Regions from separate parts of the Homo sapiens genome. Here regions 1 and 2 are each linked to region 3. A link is a loop called in an ENCODE intact Hi-C map of the cell type or tissue named here. Cell type or tissue: A673. All regions are shown on one strand. Region 1 has its middle 43 kb from the start of NTS. Region 2 overlaps LINC02820 (long intergenic non-protein coding RNA 2820). Region 3 overlaps LRRIQ1 (leucine rich repeats and IQ motif containing 1).

The links. A loop is a pair of places that touch in the nucleus more often than their neighbours do. Peaks named below come from ENCODE experiments on the same cell type or tissue, not always from the same donor. Only the 100,000 strongest peaks of a DNase experiment are listed, where the experiment ranks them.
Region 1: a loop joins it to region 3, with 9 times the contacts of the local background. A loop is called at or near these places in 9 of 110 quality-filtered maps.
Region 2: a loop joins it to region 3, with 8 times the contacts of the local background. A loop is called at or near these places in 15 of 110 quality-filtered maps.

What each region holds. Positions count from the first base shown.
Region 1 is chr12:85,915,746-85,918,245 of GRCh38, forward strand. No RefSeq gene overlaps it. Among named protein-coding and RNA genes, the nearest start is that of NTS, 43 kb to the left of the region's middle. In A673, no CTCF peak of the experiment used is centred here; no DNase peak of the experiment used is centred here.
Region 2 is chr12:85,447,277-85,449,776 of GRCh38, forward strand. All of the region lies in intron 4 of LINC02820 (long intergenic non-protein coding RNA 2820), which reads left to right. Among named protein-coding and RNA genes, the nearest start is that of LINC02820, 130 kb to the left of the region's middle. In A673, a CTCF peak has its summit at 1,485 (motif pointing left); a DNase peak (open chromatin) is centred at 1,455.
Region 3 is chr12:85,154,591-85,157,090 of GRCh38, forward strand. All of the region lies in intron 23 of LRRIQ1 (leucine rich repeats and IQ motif containing 1), which reads left to right. Among named protein-coding and RNA genes, the nearest start is that of LRRIQ1, 120 kb to the left of the region's middle. In A673, CTCF peaks have their summits at 1,399 (motif pointing right) and 2,157; DNase peaks (open chromatin) are centred at 1,401 and 2,191; H3K27ac peaks cover 376 bases.

The sequences.
Region 1 (2,500 bases), 760 kb after region 3:
AACGAGAAAGAGGTAGAATCACACAGCTTGATACTCTGGCCCATGGGTCAGAAAAGTTGCCATAAATATGTAAAGGAAAGAAATATCTGTGATTTGATAAGACAGCAGGAAAATTTATGCAAACTTGGGAGTGGGAAAAAAAGGCTTTTCTCCTTTCCATAGCTCAGTGATAGAAAGTGAAGAAAGACTTCAATTTTTTAATATCAAATGGAAAATCGAATCAAATATGAAGTTTGGTATATTTTGAAGATTTTTTTCTAAATAATAATAGTGATCCAATTTTTACCTCTAGGATGGGGTGGCCTGAAATAGATCAAGTCAGCTGTCATTGACTATATTTATAAGATAGCAAAATACATATGTGAAAAATGAAATATTTTCAGTAGATTTTCACTCAAGGCTATTTAAATAGAATAATTCAGTAGAAAATATTGTTAATGTATACACACTTATTGTATTGCCTAGTCCAGTGTATTTACATGAAACGATAGTTTACTGAAATATTAATTTCTTTTTTTATTGGGTTCTTTGATGAAGTAGGCTCCACAAGGCCTATTGTGACCACTTCTTCAAGATACTGCTCATAAACAATGTCATGTCCTGGAACTGCTCATTACATTGTAGGTTCAACATAACTCCACAATTTTTGATGCCTGGTCATTAATATAAGTCATTTCCTATGGCCATTGTACCTCAAATTGAGATGTAAAATGCAGAAGATACAGCTTTCAAAAGGTAGTTTTAGCAGCCCTACAAGGTTATTAGGCTGATGTTTCATGGTGACATCGTTAGTAATGCAAGAAGTTCGAGTGCCCCCTACTATCCCCTCCTTCCTCGGAGTTTCCAATGACCCAATGAAACTCTTATAAAGCAAGTGAAGTATGATGTCCACCTACCCCATTGTGCCTTCTGTGAGAAATTGGGAACTTCGGAAACCAATTTCACCAATCAGTCCCACAGTCTGACACTTCTTCATGCTTTGCTGAGTCTGCCCTAACTTCTCTAGGATTTATTTGTCAGACTGCTTATTTTTGGCAAGCCTCTGGGCCCACTGCTCTGAGGAAATATTTCACACAAAGTTTGGAAAATTATCTGATAAGCAAAGTTTAAAAGGAATACAGGCCTGAGCCAGCACACCCAGCCCATCCATATTTTTATATGTAACTGTAATTCATTTATTTTTATCTCTAAATGAAATTCATAATATATGTTATTCATTCTTCCCTTGATGGACGTTAGGGTTTTGTTGTTGTTGTTGTTACTAATTATTTTCATTTTTATTTTTTTTACTAGAAAGCTGAACTACTTTGTAAAGATGTTATGACAATTTATAATTTCACTGGCTGTGTATAAGAATTCTTTTGTATCTTCACCTATGGTCTTATTAAAGACCTGTCAGTCTTTTTAATTTTTGCCATTCTCAGGTGTACACAATGGTATTGAATATTGGTTTTAATTTGCATTTCCTTGATAACTAATAAGGTTGAACACCTTTTCATATCTTTACTGTCCATTTAATATCCTTATTTTGAAGTGCCTGTTCAAGTCTCTTGCCTGTTGTTCTGTAGTGAAATCTTTTTTATCTATTTGATTCCTAGGTGACAAAATTACCTAGAAATCAATAAGAAAAAACTATACATGCTCTATTGATGATATGCACTATAAACATATTCTTAATCTAATTTGTGGCATCTTTCATTCTTAAAATGGTGGCTCAAAAGAAATAATTATTTTAATTTTAATGTAGTCATGTATTTGTAAAATATTTGTAAATATTTTTAATGCTTAATACTTCTATACTTCTTCTTCTTCTTTTTTTTTCATGGAGTATTGCTCTGTTGCCCAGGCTGGAGTACAGTGTCGTGATCTTGGCTCACTGCAACCTCTACTTCCCAGGTTCAAGTGCTTCTCTTGCCTCAGCCTCCCGAGTAGTTGGGATTACGGGCATGTGTCACCATGCCTGGCTACTTTTTGTATTCGTAGTAGAGATGAGGTTTCACCACGTTGGCCAAGCTGGTCTTGAACTCCTGACTTCAAATCATCCACCCACCTCAGCCTCACAAAGTGCTGGGATTATAGGCGTGAGCCACCGCACGCAGCCAATCCTTGTTTTTAAGACAACATCCATCATCTTGTGAATTTTTATTTTGTTATCTCCTAAGAGCTTTAGTGTTTTGCCTTTCCTATTTATATCCCAAATTGACCTTGAAATTACTTGTGTATCAATGTAGAGAAAGGATGAATTTTCTTTTTTTTCCAGATGAGTATTCATTTTTCCCAGAATTATTTATTGAAAGGCTTTTACTTCCCCACTATTCTACAGTGCCGAATTTATCATGAATTAAGTGTTCACTTACTTAGTTTATAGTGTGTAATACTCTACTCAGTTGCATTTAGCAATTTTCTATCCTTGAAGTAATATCACACTCATAATCACTTCAACTTAGTAGTAATCTTGATTGTTCATTAAACAAACCCTCCTACCTTTTTTTCTTCTTCA
Region 2 (2,500 bases), 290 kb after region 3:
AGGAAACCCAGTCTGGCTCACTGCATCGTCCTAATTTAGCTCCTATTATCTTTTCCAGAAGGAGGGGTTATATCAACTTATAGCATGTAATGCCAAGTGAGCTTTGGCAAACTTTAGAGATATTTATTTTGCTTATTGGTAGCCATTTATTGAAAATATGTTTTATATTATGGGTTGTAAATAAATATCTTTTGAATTAAAATTGATACCATGTATGTAATATAATTGATATCTTCTTTAGTTTTCTTTTTCATATTTCTATAAGGAAAAACTTCTCATCTCTTTTGACTGAACACTATTAATGCTTAGAGTATAACTTATTCATTCAATAAGTATTTATTGAGCATCTACTAGTTTATTATTTCAGAACTTTGGTTGAAATCAAATAAACAAACAGAACCTCTTCTCTCATGGAGTGAGGAAGGCAGGCATTAACAATTATAAGTAAGTAATCTGTACAGGGTGCTAGGAAAGAGGTAGCATGGAGATGATGAAGATGTAGGTGGGGCAGGCTAGGTAGGACTCATTGAGAAGGCACCATTTGAGGAAAGACTTGAAGATGGTGTGGCAGCAGCCAAGTAGTACTCTGGGGAACAGCATTCCAAGTAAAACAAAGTAAAGAACTAGAGCAGAGTTGTGTATCTGCTTTGTCTGCAGAAAAGACTTGGGGTGTGGTTTGGGGTGAATAAGAGAAGTGGGGAATGGTAGGAGTTGAGGCCAGAAGGGTAGTAGGGAACCAGAACTTAGACATTCACTCTGAGTGAAACAGGAACATTTTCATGTTTTGAGCAGGTCAGGGACATGATCTGAGTGGTGATTTAAAAAGACCCACTACTTACTAGGTTAAGAATACACTGCAGGAAAACAGGGGCTGAAATGAAGAGGTCAGTAGGGAGGTAATGGTGGCTAAAAAGAAGATAACAGCAGTAGGGGTGAGAAGAAGTGGTTAGATTCTGGGAATACTTTGAAGATAGAGTCAACATGACTTTCCGACATATTGGATATGGAGAGAGAGGCAGACAGAGATAGCAAGAGAAATGTGAGAACAACAACAAAAAAAGAACAAATTGATAAAACAGAGAAGTGAATGATGACTCCAGCACTTTTGGGCCCAAGTAGTGGGAAAGATGCAGTTTTTATCCAATGAGACATGAAAACTGTTGATGAAATAGATTTGGGTGAGAGTGATGAAGAAGATCAGAAGCTTAATCTTGGATGTGTTGAATCTGAGAAAACTGTTAGGCATTTATGTGGAGACATTGAGCCCTTAGTTGGTTGTGAAACTGAAGTATTAGGAAATAGATTTACATTCTAAAAAAAGTTTACGGAGGAAGACAGACATTTAGAACAGTAATAGAAAAAAATTGTGTTTCCAGTTCAAATAGGAAAATATTTTCCCTCAGTCATATGTACTGAATTTTATAGCTGTACATATAAACCACACGACTATTTTTGGTCTCGCTGCTGGGAAAATAGCACCATCTTGTGGGTAATAATATACAGGTATATTTTTAAAAATTGTAAAAAATGGTAGTATAGTACATTTCCCTGTATCCTAAAGAAATTTAATTCTTTTTTAAAAAATAAATATATTTATTTACTTTTACATTTTTTGTTTTAATATTTCTGAATACATAATATTTGTACATAGGCATGAAGCACATGTGATATATTGATGTAAGCACACACTGTAATGATCAGGTCAGCAATTGGGATATCCATCATCTTAGCATTTGTCATTTCTTTGTATTGAAGACAACTACATCCGCTTCTTTAGTTATTTTGAAATATACAATAAATTCTTGTTAACTATAGTTGCCCTATTGTGCTACTGAACACTACATCTTATTCTTTCTATCTAATTGTATTTTTCTAACCATTAACTATTCCCAAATTCCCCACTCCTCCCCACTCTCCTTCCCAGTCTCTGGTAACCATCATTCACTCTCTACCTCCATGAGATCAATGTTTTTTAGCTACCACATATGAATGAGCACATGAAATACATGTCTCTTTGTGCCTGGCTTATTTCGCTTAACATAACGTCCTACAGTTCTATCCATGCTGGAAATAAGAAGATTTCATTCTTTTTTTAAATGACTGAATATCCCATAGTATATACGTACTACATTTTCTCTATGTATCTTGTCTATTGTGAATAGTGCTGTGATAAACGTGGGAGTGCAAACACCTCTTCAAAATACCAATTTCCTTTCTTTAGGACATTTGCTTGGACATGAGATTTCTGGATCTTATGGTAGCTCTAGTTTTAGCTTTCAACGTAACCTGCATACTGTTTCCCATAGTGGCAGTACTAATTTACATTTCCACCAATAGTGTATTAGCATTTACCTTTCTCTGCATCCTCATTAACATTTTTTTTTTTTTTTTTTTTGTGTGTGTGTCTTTTTGATGAAAGCCATTTTGACTGAGGTGAGATGATATCTCACTGCGGTTTTCCTTTGCATTTCTCTGATGATTAGTGATGTTGAGTATTTTC
Region 3 (2,500 bases):
TTTTATTCTATCCCACTTACAAGGCTACTCTTTAAATCATTTGTTTTTCTTTGGATACCTCTAATCATTTTAGTGTAATTACTTAATATATGGAGTCAGAGAAGAAATATCAGGATATTATGATATCTTTAATTAAAACTATTTAAAATAATTGCATGTAACTTTATATATAACTGTAAATATTTACTCATATAAATATAAGAACATGTATTTCTTTTGTACATCAGTTTTGTTTTCTAAAGTTCTTACTGTTAGTAAAAAGTTTCCAAAAAAGACCAGTTACTCATGAGCAGTGCAATAAATGTATACTTTTCCTATAGATCTAGCTTATGTAATCATATGAAAAAATATTTCATAAAACTATTTTTATCTTTTTCTATTAATTATATTTTAATTATAATTCAGTAAATTCTAAGAACCAGATATAAATATAACATTTTAAAACAAGTAAATGTTGCAAAAGTGCTTTTGATTTTCAAGGAATAACTGATATTTATTGGCACATCACTGACTAGCCATTGATAAGTTACTGGTGATTCATTTTTATATTCTGAAGTGTTCAACTTGCATACCTTATTGTTATGTTAGTGATATCTTAATTTTTTTACTTTTTTGTGATAACATTTTTATTGAGTAGTAAATTTTTTCAGGTTTAAAACATTAACATTTCAAGCATTTTTAAAGAAAATATAAACACCTTGCTTTTTAATTTGTTTGTACCTCCTGCACTCTCATTTTGTAAGCTCCTATTAAGTTCATCAGGCTTCTCTGAACTGAATGCTATGTGGTGGTTACCCAGTGAAATAGTAACTCCAGACTCTTAACGATAGTGAGATTCTCTTTCAGTTCTCTAGATATAGAATCTAGTAGTGTAAATCTGGTAGTGTAATAAACTCTATTATTGCTTTGATGTCTATTTCTACCCATCTTCAGCAGTATCAAAAACATTCTTTAAACAACTGTTTTGAGAATAATAACAATTTCTGAAACTCCTGGGGCAAGTTCAAATATCAGAGGTGGTTTAAGAACTGATTCAGCCAATATTCAACAAATAATTATGACATAGTTGTATTCAAGGAATTTTGCTAGGCCCACTTTTAAAAGTATTTGTAATGTTTGCAATAAATAGCCTCCAGTAGTGAAAGCAGAGGAAAAGCTTAGCTTGTCAGACTTCCCATATGATTCCGTCTCTGGGAAATATATAGGTCTTTCTTGCCAACTCTTGTAATTGAGGGTTTTGTTGGGGGTGAGAACATTTTTTATAAAGCAGCATAGCAAGTGTTTTAGCAGAGGATTCAGTAAGGAATATATGCTAGTACATAAAAATCATTGCTTTAATGGCCACGACTAGAGATAATTATCAGGCAAAAATTAAACCTCTTTTATCAGTCACAAGGGGGCATGACAGGGTAACAAATGAAAGAAAGTAACCAGACATCCAGCTTAATGACCACATCTTTAACTTAACATTTTGGGTTAGGTTAAAATCCTAAATGGCAATTGTATAATATTTATGGGGACTGTTACTCCAATAACATGATTATAATCCAAATTGCATTCTTATTACCGTGTAAGGTTTTGTATCTCTATGTATCACTTTTGTTTTGCTTTTTTTATCAATATATTAGAATAATGAAACAAAACATTTTATGTTTAAAACATGAACGCTGAAATGTAAAATTTAGTGATAAGTTTTATACTCTTCTCACTTTTTTCATTCTATTTTTCATTCACAACAGATATACAGATTAGAAACATTAAAGAGAGGATTAATGGTGAAAAGCATGAAAAAGAAAATCTGAGAGATATTTTCTAATCATCACATTTTGTCTATCTTCTGTTCAGTTGATGATGTAGAACTTATTTCATTTTGTATCTGTGAGCAAATTATTTAAGATTCTGTGCCTCAGGTTTTCTTCTTATAGAATAAAAAATGTTCAGTACTTTTTCCAGTTTTATAATTCAATCGATCTGTGATATACCATTAACTTACTTGCATCTGTCTCAAATAATGACCATAATTTAAATTTTTACTCACTAATGAGTTAAAACAATGTTTTAAATATCTAAATTTGGTTAAACACTGAAAGATTTACTAGCAGTTTTTAAATATACTTGGAGATACATATCTTACATAGACAACTTGCCAACTTGAAATTTTTAAGCCACTAGAGAGCAACATCGTCTATAAAACTGCTGCGAGACTAACTAGATCTACGGGAGTGGGGAGCATGGCAGGAGGGGTGTCAGAGAATACAAACAATTAATTAATGTAATAAATTATGGCCTACAATCTAACAAAGTAGTAATCCTCAAGGAAATGGAGCACAATTGCAAGAAGTATGGTAGCTTTAATTCAAATTTCTGCCACAGAAAACCTTAGAGCGCTCAGTAGCAAGCACTTCATATTTTCTGTTTGTATTTTGTACATGTTTTTATCAGTCAAGGGATATGAGTCAATAATATTTTATTTATTTAAGATGAAAATGAAAATACAGCA